Regions from separate parts of the Homo sapiens genome. Here region 1 is linked to region 2. Evidence: chromatin contacts called from ENCODE Hi-C or POLR2A ChIA-PET data. All regions are on one chromosome and are shown on one strand. The core of a region is the stretch at or near the end of the contact, and the rest is flanking DNA. Distances in the headings are between cores, read along the strand shown.

Region 1 (6,018 bases), core at 529-3,028, 100 kb before region 2:
CTCCCATGTAGCTGGGAACACAGGTGCATGCCACCATATCCAGCTAATTTTTTGATATTTTTGTAAGGACAGGGGTGTCACTCTTGCCTGAGCTGGTCTTAAACTCCTGAGCTCAAGAGATCCTCCCACCTCGGCCTCCCAAAGTGCTAGGATTATAGGTGTGAGCCACCATACCCAGCCTACTAAATTTTAATAATGGTAACTTCTGCAATTTTCAGGAAATAGCTACTAGGTAGGATTTCCTCCTAGGCCACTTTTCTCTTTTCTTTTTTTCCCCCTTCCCTTTCCCCTTCTTCTCCTTCCCCTTTTTCCTCTTCCCCTTCCCCTTCTTCTCCTTTCAGAAGGAGTCTCGCTCCATCACCCAGGCTAGAGTGCAGTGGGGTGATCTGGGCTCTCTGCAACCTCCATCTCCCAGGTTCAAGCGATTCTACTGCCTCAGCCTCCGAGTAGCTGGGATTATAGGAGTGCACCAACACATCTGGATTTTTTGGATTTTTTGTAGAGACAGGGTTTCACCATGTTAGGTCAGACTGGTCTCCAACTCCTGATCTCAAGTGATCTGCATGCTCCGGCCTCCCAAAGTACCGGGATTATAGGAGTGAGCCACCACACCTGGCCTCTAGGCCACGTTCTTAAAGCTTTGTCCTGTCACCATTTATCTGCCAGGGACAAAAACAAAGAAACAAACAGAAGTAAGCCGATATCAAGTAGAAAAAAAAGCAAAACAAGTTAAGATTCTATTATGCTAGGAAGGTAGGTATAGATAAGTTCCTATAGGACCCTAATGGTCAGGATATTGAATTTCGACTTTATCCTGAAGACAATAGGGAGTCTTTGATATGGAGACAGACTAGAAATGTAAAATCAGTCTCTACATTTCAGAAACAAGGCTGAGTGCCGTGGCTCATGCCTAGAATCCCAGCACTTTGGAAGGCCGAGGCGAGCGGATCACTTGAGGTCAGCAGTTTGAGATCAGCCTGGCCAACATGGCGAAACTTCGTTTCTACTAAAAATACAAATAGCCAGGTGTGGTGGCAGGCGTCTGTAATCCCCGGTACTCAGGAAGCTGAAGCAAGAGAATTGCTTGAACCCAGGAGGCAGAGGTTGCACTGAGCCAAGATCACACCATTGCACTCCAGCCTGGGCAACAGAGTGAGACTCAGTCTCAGTAACAAAATCTAGGCTGGGCGTGGTAGCTCACGCCTGTAATCCCAGCACTTTGGGAGGCTGAGGTGGGCGGATCACCTAAGGTCAGGAGTTCCGGAGCAGCCTGGGCAACATGGTGAAACCCCGTCTCTACTAAAAATGCAAAAATTAGCTGGGTGTGGTGGCATGCGCCTGTAGTCCCAGCTACCAGGGGAGGCTGAGGCAGGAGCATCACTTGAACCCGGGAGGTGGAGGTTGCGGTGAGCCAAGATCACACCACTGTACTCCAGCCTGGCTACAGAGTGAGACTCCATCTCAAAAAAGAAAAAAAAAAAAGAAAATCTATTGACAAGATTGACAAGAGTTCATTTTAAAGATGATTCTCTACACTTGGAGCATGGGATCTTGCCTGTCAGCAATTTTCAGCCGTCTCCAGATTAGTAACTGTGACTTGCCACCCTGGTTGATGGGCTGGCAGGAAGGAGTGTGTCATATCAGAGATTGCCACAGACACCCAGGGCAATGTGATTTGTCACTTAAAGAGGACGGCAGATCAAGAGCATCTCATCCTCCGGCTGCTGAGTCATCCTGCTCTGGCAGTTATTTAAACAGAAGGCTCCAGGAGACATACAATCAACACTCCACTCAGACAATGCCCAGACCTCCAGAAACCATGTGTCAAGCTCGGATTGCCTTAGACAGGTGCAATTTAAGAACAGCTTTCATCCTCTTTTCTCTCATATTGTCACACTATGTGTTCTGACTTCTGGCTCCTTTCCTCACAAGAAGCTCACCCAGCTGGAACTCTTATGGGACCTTGGCACCAGAGACCACAAATTCCTCTTTGAAGTTTTCTAACAGCAACAATGGTATTTCTGACTTGGCTTTCTTGTATTTCTCTCACGTTAACAAAATTGGTTCAGCATCTACCATGGGCTACATGCTGAGCTACAGGTAAGGTTTGGCTAAAGGATGAATAAGAACCCCTCCTTGTCTTCAGGAGTTTGTCTAGCAGAGGAGTCTGTCATGTAATCAGGAAACTCCAGTACACAACGTGATAGCTCTAAGACAGGTATATACAAGATGATGTTCTGGACCTTAACTGTTTGGGGAGTACTACTGCCTTTGTCTAAAAGCCATCACCCTTTTTATATGCCATTTGGGAGGAACTGGGGGGACGTGGGAGGCTTCAAAGGGTTATGGGAGGATGGACATTTTAAAAGGGCTTTTCTTTTCTTTTTTTTTTTTTGAGACAGAGTTTCGCTCTGTCGCCCAGGCTGGAGTGCAGTGGCGCGCGATCTCGGTTCACTGCAAGCTCCACCTCCCGGGTTCACGCCATTCTCCTGCCTCAGCCTCCTGAGTAGCTGGGACTACAGGCGCCCGCCACCACACCCAGGTAATTTTTTGCATTTTTAGTAGAGACGGGGTTTCACCGTGTTAGCCAGGATGGTCTCGTTCTCCTGACCTCATGATTCACCCGCCTTGGCCTTCCAAAATGCTGGGATTACAGGCGTGAGCCACTGTGCCCTGCCAAAGGCCTTTTCAAATCTAACGATGTACTCACATTTCCACCTGTCTGCCAGCCCTTGTCCAGTTTGACCTGGGCACTCACTGCTGCTCTGGTGGTGAGTACTGCTGATGGTTCTTTTCCCTGCCCATCCTTGAGGTGCTCGCTTCAATATGTCAAATGAGGACTCTCATTACATTTGGCTGTCATACATCAGCCACAACTGTCCTGCCCAGAAGAGCTGGCCTTGGCTTTAAAGCCTACATCCTGGCTGACCTTCTTTACTGCTTTATTAAGGAATCCAACTTGCTGTTTGCTATCACATGTGCTATACATGCTGTTGATGAAACTGCTAAAGGGGCTGAATGTGACTGACGTCTTTGGAAGGATGAGACTTAGCGTGCCTGTACAGTTGTGTCCAAATGCTGTCCTCATCTCCCAATGAAAAGGTATTGTAAATAAAGAGAAAGATCAGAGGCTTATTTTAAACACTAAATATGAGCTAGGAGCTGTCCTAGACACTATGTAAAAGTTTTATTTAGTTCTCACTGTAATGTTGGCCTTATGTTAGCATCCCATTTTTCAGACTGAGGAAATTATGGCTCAGAGAGGTTAAGAGACTTATTGAAGGTCACACAGCTCCACAAACTTTGGTGTAGATTGAACGTGTACATGGGTCTATGTGACTTTGAATCTTGCATTCTTTACATTATTGGAATATTTCACAGAAGGAAAATGACATATTAACATGGCAATAAGATTTCTGGTTCCAGTCTGGTTACTGGTCTTCCAAGAGTGTTATAGGATGTATAGCCTGAGCTCTGAAGCTTTGTTCTGAAGCATGCTATCAATATGAACAAATTGGTATGGAAGGAAGCCACAAATTATATACTAAAATCTAGTTCATCAGAGGAAAATATAGTTAAATACATTTACATTCCCAGAACTGTTAATATTGAAGAATAAAACACACAGTGGGAAAGAGACGAAGAGAAAATACGCCTGTTTTTATGACTTGTTGATATCTACAGGGTTTTTCCTTAAGCCTCACAACAATTTACAGCATTGCCAGCAGCATTCAGTACATTCAGAACAGGATAATTTCACCCGCAGCTGAACTAGGGCCATGCCTGGGACAGACAGAGAATGGCCTTCCAGCAGACATGCCAAGAAGCAAGCCAGGGTCAGTGAGTGAAGAGGAGGGCAGGCCCATTTGAAGCAACACAGTTTATGTAAGTGTGATCTAACTGCTTTCACTGGAAATGGGTCAGACTCCAGTTGAGAGAACCAGGGGCCTGAATGACCCCAGCAAAATCACTGTGGCAATTCTTTCAATCACCTCTGAGAATATGGCCCTGTGACGACATAATGACGTTTGGATTAATTCCAGTCGGCTGTGTTTTCCCCTCCTTTCTTGCCTCCCCGTAGTTGATTTGCCAAATTTTTTTTGTTTGCTTAAATACGCGGAACTAAACAGGATACATTATATGACAGTCTGTGATAAATTTACCACTGGGAATAGGGAAAAAGTATGGGATAAAGAAATAGGTATTTTTCGCCTCTCACAGCTGTGATTCAGTTCTGACTCAAAAGGAAGTGTGCCACCTACTGAATCACAGAAACCACTTCCTGTGGCTGTTTGGTTTATTCTGGAGGAGCATCAGGCCAAGTGCTGCCCTGCCCTGACCCTGACTGGCTCTTCAGAGCCAAGGCATTCACAGCTTGAGGTGGTTTGGCCTCAGACTCTTGAGAACATTGCATATTAAATTACAAGTGTTTCGTTTCCTAGCAAGGAGTCTTTAGCAACATGAAAACGAACGTGTGTTATTTGCAAACCAAGTATATCATTACTGAACCTGAATATCCTTACTTTTTCATAAGGTACGTATTCCGGATGACCACTCTTAAGATCTGAATGTACACTGGTTCTGTTTTTCCTGAGGGGAACTTGGGCAGTCTGCAGGGTGGCATTTACCAGCTGAGGGACTTCAAGAGCACCCTTTAATCAGTGTGGCAGCACTCAACTTGTATTCACTCACTCAGAGTATTTTTGAGCATGTACTTATTGCCATGTGCTGTGCTAGGTAGGGGTAGAGGGTACAGTGGTGAACAAGACCCCACAGCTCCTGACCTCATGGCTCATGTGTTCTACACCATAAGGGAATCAAGCTGTGTCTCCCGGGGCAGGGGCCTTCCTCTGTTCACCATGCAGCCCCAGCATCTAGCACCTGGCGTTGCATAAAGGAGGCTCTAAATCAAGCTTGTCCAACCCAAGGCCCACGGGCCACATGTGGCCCAGGATGGCTTTGAATGCAGCCAAACACAAATTTGTAAACTTTCTTAAAACATTATAAGATTTGTGTGTATGTGTTTTAGTCCATCAGCTATTGTTAGTGTTCATGTATTTTATGTGTGGCCCAAGACAATTCTTCTATGTGGCCCAAGGAAACCAAAGATTGAACACTCCTGCTCTAAATACTTGTTTGTTGAATAGATACATGAAAAGAAAGAAGGAGAGAAGGAAGAAAGGAGGGCGGAAGGAAAGGAAGAAGGGAGAGAAGAAGAGAAGAAAGAAGCAGAGAAAGGAAGAGAAAAGAAATTACGGCCAGTGCGGTGGCTCACGCCTGTAATCCTAGCACTTTGGGAGGCCTAAGCGGGCTGATCACCTGAGGTCAGGAGTTCGTAAGCCAGCCTGGCCAACATGGTGAAACCCTATCTCTACTAAAAATACAAAAATCAGCAGGGCATGGTGGTGCGTGCCTGTAATCCCAGCTACCTGGGAGGCTGAGGTAGGAGAATCGCTGGAACCCGAGAGGCGGAGGCTGCAGTGAGTTGAGATCATGTCACTGCACTCCAGGCTGGGCAACAGAGTGAGACTCTGTCTCAGAAAAAAAAAAAAAGAAAGAAAGAAAGAAAGAAAGTTACCATTAGTTTTTTGTTGTATTTGCAAGCAAAGACAAAAGCACCAAGGTACTTGTTTCCTTCTGTAATTAGAGTTTCAAATAGACTAAAAGTTTCTGCTCTTAGGTGGGTCTAGAGACTCTCCAGTACCTCAGGACCTCAGGACACATGGGGTCTCTTGGTTGTTTTCTTTTCATTGTTGTTGTTTATTTTATTTTTGTTTTTATTTTTTAACTTTAAAACAATTTTTTGTAGATGAATATGCTTACATATGTTTGGGGGTTTTTTTGAGACAGGGTCTTGCTCTGTTGCCCAGGCTGGAGAGCGGTGGTTTAACCACAGCTCACTGCAGCCTCGACCTCCCAAGGTAGGGACTGCAGGTGTGTACACTGGGGTGCACCACCACACCCAGCTAATTTTTAAATTTTTTTTTGTAGATATTGTCTCACTCTGTTGGCCAGACT
Region 2 (5,728 bases), core at 228-2,727:
ATGCCATATGAACATGAAGGCAGAGATTGGGGTGATATTGCAGAAGCCAAGGAACACCAAAGATTGCCAGAAAACCATCAGAAGCTAGGGGAGAGGCATGGGACAGATTCTCCCTCACAGCCCTCTGAAGGAACCAATCCTGCTGACACCTTGATCTTGGACTTCTAGCTTCTGGAACTGTGGGACAATGAATTTCTCCTACTTAAGCCACCTACTTTGCGGGACTTTGTTACAGTAGCCCTAGGAAACAAATACAACTACCATCATTATTAAATTTCCAGAGGGATGTGTTTTAATATGTTCTTACACTACTATAAAGATACTACCCTCAGACTGCATAATTTATAAACAAAAGATGTTTAATTGACTTACAGTTCTGCATGGCTGGGGAGGTCTCAGGAAACTTACAATCATGGCAGAAGGTGAAGGGGAAGCAAGGCATATCTTACATGGTGGCAGGAGGAGAGGGAGCGAAGGGAAGTGCCACACTTTTAAACCATCAGATCTCATGAGAACTCACTCATTATCATGAGAATAGCAAGGGAGAAATCCACCCCCATGATCCAATCATCCCCCACCAGGCCCCTCCTCCAACATGTGGGGATTACAATTCGAAATGAAATTTGAGGGGGACACAGAGACAAACCACATCAGGGTGATTTTTCCGTGTCAGTCACTTGAGTAAGGACTTTTGCTATGGTAGTACATGCCACCAATTACAACTTGTTTTATATTTCTTCCTTTAAAAACCTATTTTTATTTCATTGGGTATAGAAAAAAGAGAAGACTTTTTTTTAAGTGGATTTGGGAGTCTAAGTGCTCTTTAAAAGTTACTGGAGCCAGGCACGGTGGCTCACGCCTGTAATCCCAGCACTTTGGGAGGCCGAGGCGGGCGGATCACGAGGTCAGGAGATCGAGATCATCCTGGCTAACATGGTGAAACCCGTCTCTACTAAAAATACAAAAAATTAGCCGGGCGTGGTGGCGGGCACCTGTAGTCCCAGCTACTCGGGAGGCTGAGGCAGGAGAATGGCGTGAACCCGGGAGGCGAAGCTTGCAGTGAGCCGATTGTGCCACTGCACTCCAGCCTGGGTGACAGAGCAGGACTCTGTCTCAAACAAACAAACAAACAAAAACAAAACAAAACAACAACAACCAAAAAAACTACTGGAAGTGCTAAGTTAAAATATAAGATCTTTTATGAATCTTTTATGCTTTTCATTCACTCATTTGTTCAACAAATATGGGTCAGGTCCATGACAGGTACTGGCGATAGAGAGAGAAAAAGCAGAGCCTAGCTCCAGCAAAGACTAGATGTCTGTACATCACAGCATTTCCTCTTCTTCCTAGGTGGACAGCTTAACTACTTTTTCCAGTCCCTCTTATAATTGGGTGTGGCCATGTGACTTATGGGCAGTGGTCATGTGAGGCACCAGCAGGCTTGGCCCATAAAACTTCTTTTTCAAAGTGAACATGTATTGAAACTGGCCGAGCCACAGGATGGAATTTAGGACCCTGACTCATGCTTGGAGTAGAGCCACCTGACAATTAGGAACATCTGTTTGGACTTTCAATGGGAAAGAAAGAAACCTCCATTATATTAAGCTACTCAGATGTAGGAGTTTGTCTCCTGCAATAAGTAGCATTGCCCTAATTAACATGCCACACTCAAAATCAAATAGGAAAATAGAGTTAGAAAAACCACCATACAGTACAGTGCTTTGAAAGTGATCAAGCATACTCTGGTCCCAGTACATAGGACAGCTTGAGGAGTCAGAGACAGAGGAAATGACATTTGAAGTGAATTTTGAAGATTAGGTAAGTGTCAGGCAGGCTAAGCAGGAGGGAGTGTTCGAGGCAGAGAGAAATGTGTGTACAAAGGCTCGGCAGGCAAGAAAGAGCAATTTCAAAAGATTAAAAGAAGTTTAGGAGGGAGTTCAATGCGGACTTAGTTTGAGTGAGTCAGCATTGAGGAGAAGGGTGAGATACTGAGTCTTGAGAGGTAAAAAGGAACTGGATAATGAAGGATGAATAGACAGCTGACAGGATGGGAAGTGGGCATTCTGGGCAGAAAAAACTGAAGGTCCCAAGCCCCGAGTTATTACAGAGCATAGATATGTCTGGAAATTCAACACAAATTAGCATAGATGGAGTAATGTAGGAGTGGAAAATCAGACCCTTTTTCTTCCTATCTTGATTCTGAAGACAGCGAAGTGCTATTCTGGAGTTTTTAGCAGGGGAGTAATGGAACATATTTTTACTTCAGAAATATTCCTCCGGTGAAAAATCATGCAGAATACAGATTAGGGTTTATGTAGTCTCTTAACATAGCAGTGTTTGGTTTTTTTCTACCAAAAGTGTTTTGTGATGTTTTCCAAGGAATTCTATCTTATCATTGCTAAGAGATAAAAGTCTCATTGTGTATGGATCAGGATGTGCTGTATTAGGAAAGATTGGAAGTGAGGGGACATGTTCAGAGCTACCAGTATTGTCCAGAACATTGATGATGATAGTCTGAGCAAGGGCAGAGTCAGAGGAAAGGGAGAAGACAGGATGAATTCACAAACAGACTAAGCAATTTAAAGAAGGGGCTTAGGTGGGAACAAACATCAGAGCTTACTTCAGTTCTTTATTTTGTGTGAGTAGGGAGATGATGATGTTACTCACCCAAAAAGGGCCCAAGACATAGGCAGAAGAAAAATTTGCAGAAGAAAGAAAAGGTTGCTAGCTGAGCATGGTGGTGTACACCTATGGTCCCAGCTGCTCTGGAGGCTGGGGCGGAAGGATTGCTTGAGCCCAGGAGTTTAAAGGCTGCCATGAGCTATGATCATGCCACTGCACTCTAGCCTGGGTGAAGACAGAGCAAGACCCTGTCTCTACAATAAAAAGAAAGAAAAGTTTGGTTTTTGAAATGCTGATTCTGAGGTGACTGAGGCACATCTGAGTGGAAATGTTGAGCTTTCATTTGGAAAAAATAAAATGCTCAGACTCTTACAGACCAAAAAAAGGGAGGATAAATTGTGGAGTACTATCAGTGTATAGCAGTCTCAGTACAGGTCTGAATGAAAGCAAGAGAGATTAGCCGGGGTAAAAGGAGTGCTAAGTGAGGAAGCTTAGAGGCCTCTTACATTTTGGCAGCCAATCAAATGAAAGGAGAGACAAAAGTAGGAGGAAAACAACACCAAAGCAAGGCTTGGCGTCCAGAACAGCACAGTCACAGCAGGCACTTGAAACACTGCCATGGAGCAGTTTTTTTTTTTTTTTTTTTTTTTTTGACATGGAGTCTCACTCTGTCACCCAGGCTGGAGTGCAGTGGTGTGATCTTGGCTCACCGCAACCTCTGCCTCCTGGGTTCAAGTGATTCTCCTGCCTCAGCCTCCTAAGTAGCTAGGATTACAGGTGTGCGCCACCATAGCCAGCTAATTTTTGTGTTTTTAGTAGAGACAGGGTTTCACCATTTTGGCCAGGCTGGCCTCGAACTCCTGACCTCAGGTGATCCACCTGCCTCGGCCTCCCAGAGTGTTGAGATTACAGATGTGAGCCACTGCGCCTGGCCCAGAAGAGGCTTCTATACTTGCTCCTATAGAAGTCCTTGGAGACCTTTTGGAAAAGTCTAGTAGAAGAGTGGGAGTGGAGGCCAGATTATGGTGAATGAGAAGAAGGCACAGATGTGGAAATGTCTTCTTTCAAGAAATTTTCCAAAATGGCTAGAGACTGCAAAAAATGCAGGATGGAGGAAAAAGTCTCTCGAGAAGAAGAAACATTTGAAAATGTGCATCAAGATTAGAAATGGGTGCAATTAAGGGGAAGACATTGAAGATGGAAAAGCCTGGGGATAATGGTGGGGCAAACTCTTTAATGAGCTGTGAGGGATACATGAGGACTCTTTTTCCATTGCTCAGAATCATTTTGGCAGCTTATACTACTTTGGCTCTGAAATGCAACCATTTCTAAGCCAGGGTCCCGTGGAGGAAGTCTCTTCTGTGCTAACCATTCTGTGAGAGGAGAAATACCAGCAAGAGAGATGTAGATGCAACAAATGCATTGCAAATTGATTTACTGAATATACTCCACTCAACTGAAAATAAACACAATTTCAAAAATTATTAAGTGAGCTTAATTTGGGAAAATTAATGTTAAAATGATGGCTTTTGAGGCCTCATTTTTTTTTTGATTCTATGAAAATCACCAAAGATATATATCTGAAGTATAAACCAACCGTATTTTTATTTATTTCTTTGTTTTATAGATTAGTGGTGATGAAAACAAGCCACTTCTTATTTTCTTTAAAAGAATTGGGTTATTATGAGAAAATGTCTGTGAAAAAGTCCTGTAGAAATATTAATTTAGATTTCTACAGTTCTAAAAAACGTAATGGTATAGTAGCCTTAATTGACTCCAAATAATCTCATTTCTACAGATAATATATAGTCATGCACTGCATCATGACATCTTGGTCAACAATGGAACACATATACTTCCATAAGATTAAAATGGAGCTGAAACATTACTCTTGCCTAGTGCCATGCCATCATAGCCGTCATAATGTCATAGCACACTGCATTCATTACTCATGTATTTGTGGTGATGCTTGTGTAAACAAACCTGTGTGGCCAGTTATATAAAAGTATAGCACATATGATTTTGTATAGTACATAATACTTGATAATGGTAATGAATGATTATGCTACCGGTTGATGCATTTACTATAATGTATGTTAAATCATTATTTTAGAGTGTAATCTTACTTACAAAAAAATAATCTACAAAACAGCCTCAGGTAGGTCCTTCAGATGGTACGTGCACATCTTGTTTTATTGCACTTTGGTTTATTGCGCTTTGAAGACAATGCATTTTTTCCAAATTGAAGATTTGTGTCAACCCTGCATTGAGCAAGTCTATTGGTGCCATTTTTTCAATAGCATGTGTTCACTTTATGTCTCTGTTACATTTTGGTAGTTCTTGCAATATTTCAAACTTTTTCATTATTATTATAATATTCTTTATTTTTGATGTTAGTGTCATAATTGTTCTGGGTGCCACAAACTGCATCCACAGAAGACAGCAAACAATAAATGTTGTATGCGTTCTGACTGCTCCACTCACTGGCTGTTCCCCTATCTCTCTCCCTCTCCTCAGGCCTCCCTCTTCCCTGAGACACAATAATATTAAAATTAGGCCAATTAGTAACCCTACAATGGCTTCCAAATGTTCAAGTGAAGGGAAGACTCTCATTATCTCTTACTCTAAATCAAAGCTATAGATGATTAAGCTTAGTGAGGAAGGCATGTCAGAAGCTGAGATGGTCTGAAAGCTGGGTGGCCTAAGCCAAACAAACTGTGACTACAAAGGAAAATTCCGCCAGGCGCGGTGGCTCACGCCTGTAATCCCAGCACTTTGGGAGGCCGAGGCAGGTGGATCGCGAGGTCAGGAGATCGAGACCATCCTGGCTAACATGGTGAAACCCTGTCTCTACTAAAAATACAAAAAAATTAGCCGGGCGTGGTGGCGGGCGCCTGTAGTCCCAGCTACTCAGGAGGCTGAGGCAGGAGAATGGCGTGAACCCAGGAGGTGGAGCTTGCAGTGAGCCGAGATTGCGCCACTGCACTCTAGCCTGGGTGACTGATCAAGACTCCGTCTCAAAAACAGAAAAAAAAAAAAAAAAAAAAGAAAATTCCCTGCAGGAAATTAAAAGTGCTACTCCAGTGAACATGAATGATAAGAAAAT

The links. A loop is a pair of places that touch in the nucleus more often than their neighbours do. ChIA-PET counts read pairs that join two places held with the same protein, here RNA polymerase II (POLR2A). Pooled maps may share reads with other maps.
Region 1: a map of cardiac septum shows a loop between it and region 2 (2.3-fold over the local background). The contact joins the promoter of LUCAT1 here to the enhancer-like site in region 2. A Hi-C loop is called at or near these places in 12 of 168 maps with a recorded cell type or tissue (CD4-positive, alpha-beta T cell, CD4-positive, alpha-beta memory T cell, CD8-positive, alpha-beta T cell and 7 more), 10 of 37 single-sample maps with no recorded cell type and 18 of 50 pooled maps. POLR2A ChIA-PET finds 5 or more read pairs at or near these places in 7 of 52 experiments (A673, BJ, MCF 10A and 4 more).

What each region holds. Positions count from the first base shown.
Region 1 is chr5:91,310,162-91,316,179 of GRCh38, reverse strand. It overlaps LUCAT1 (lung cancer associated transcript 1), which reads left to right and starts at 1,778. Exons shown (of 5, transcript NR_103548.1): 1 at 1,778-2,100; 2 at 2,403-2,542; 3 at 2,951-3,102. RefSeq lists enhancers at 1,479-2,266, 1,154-2,353, 3,798-4,342, 3,705-4,904.
Region 2 is chr5:91,208,665-91,214,392 of GRCh38, reverse strand. All of the region lies in intron 3 of LOC107986432 (a long non-coding RNA gene), which reads left to right. Among named protein-coding and RNA genes, the nearest start is that of LUCAT1, 100 kb to the left of the region's middle. Within about 2 kb of position 1,477, at least 8 of the 41 ENCODE cell types and tissues checked have a DNase peak (open chromatin) inside an H3K27ac peak, as active enhancers do; they include A673, where a contact is called at or near this core.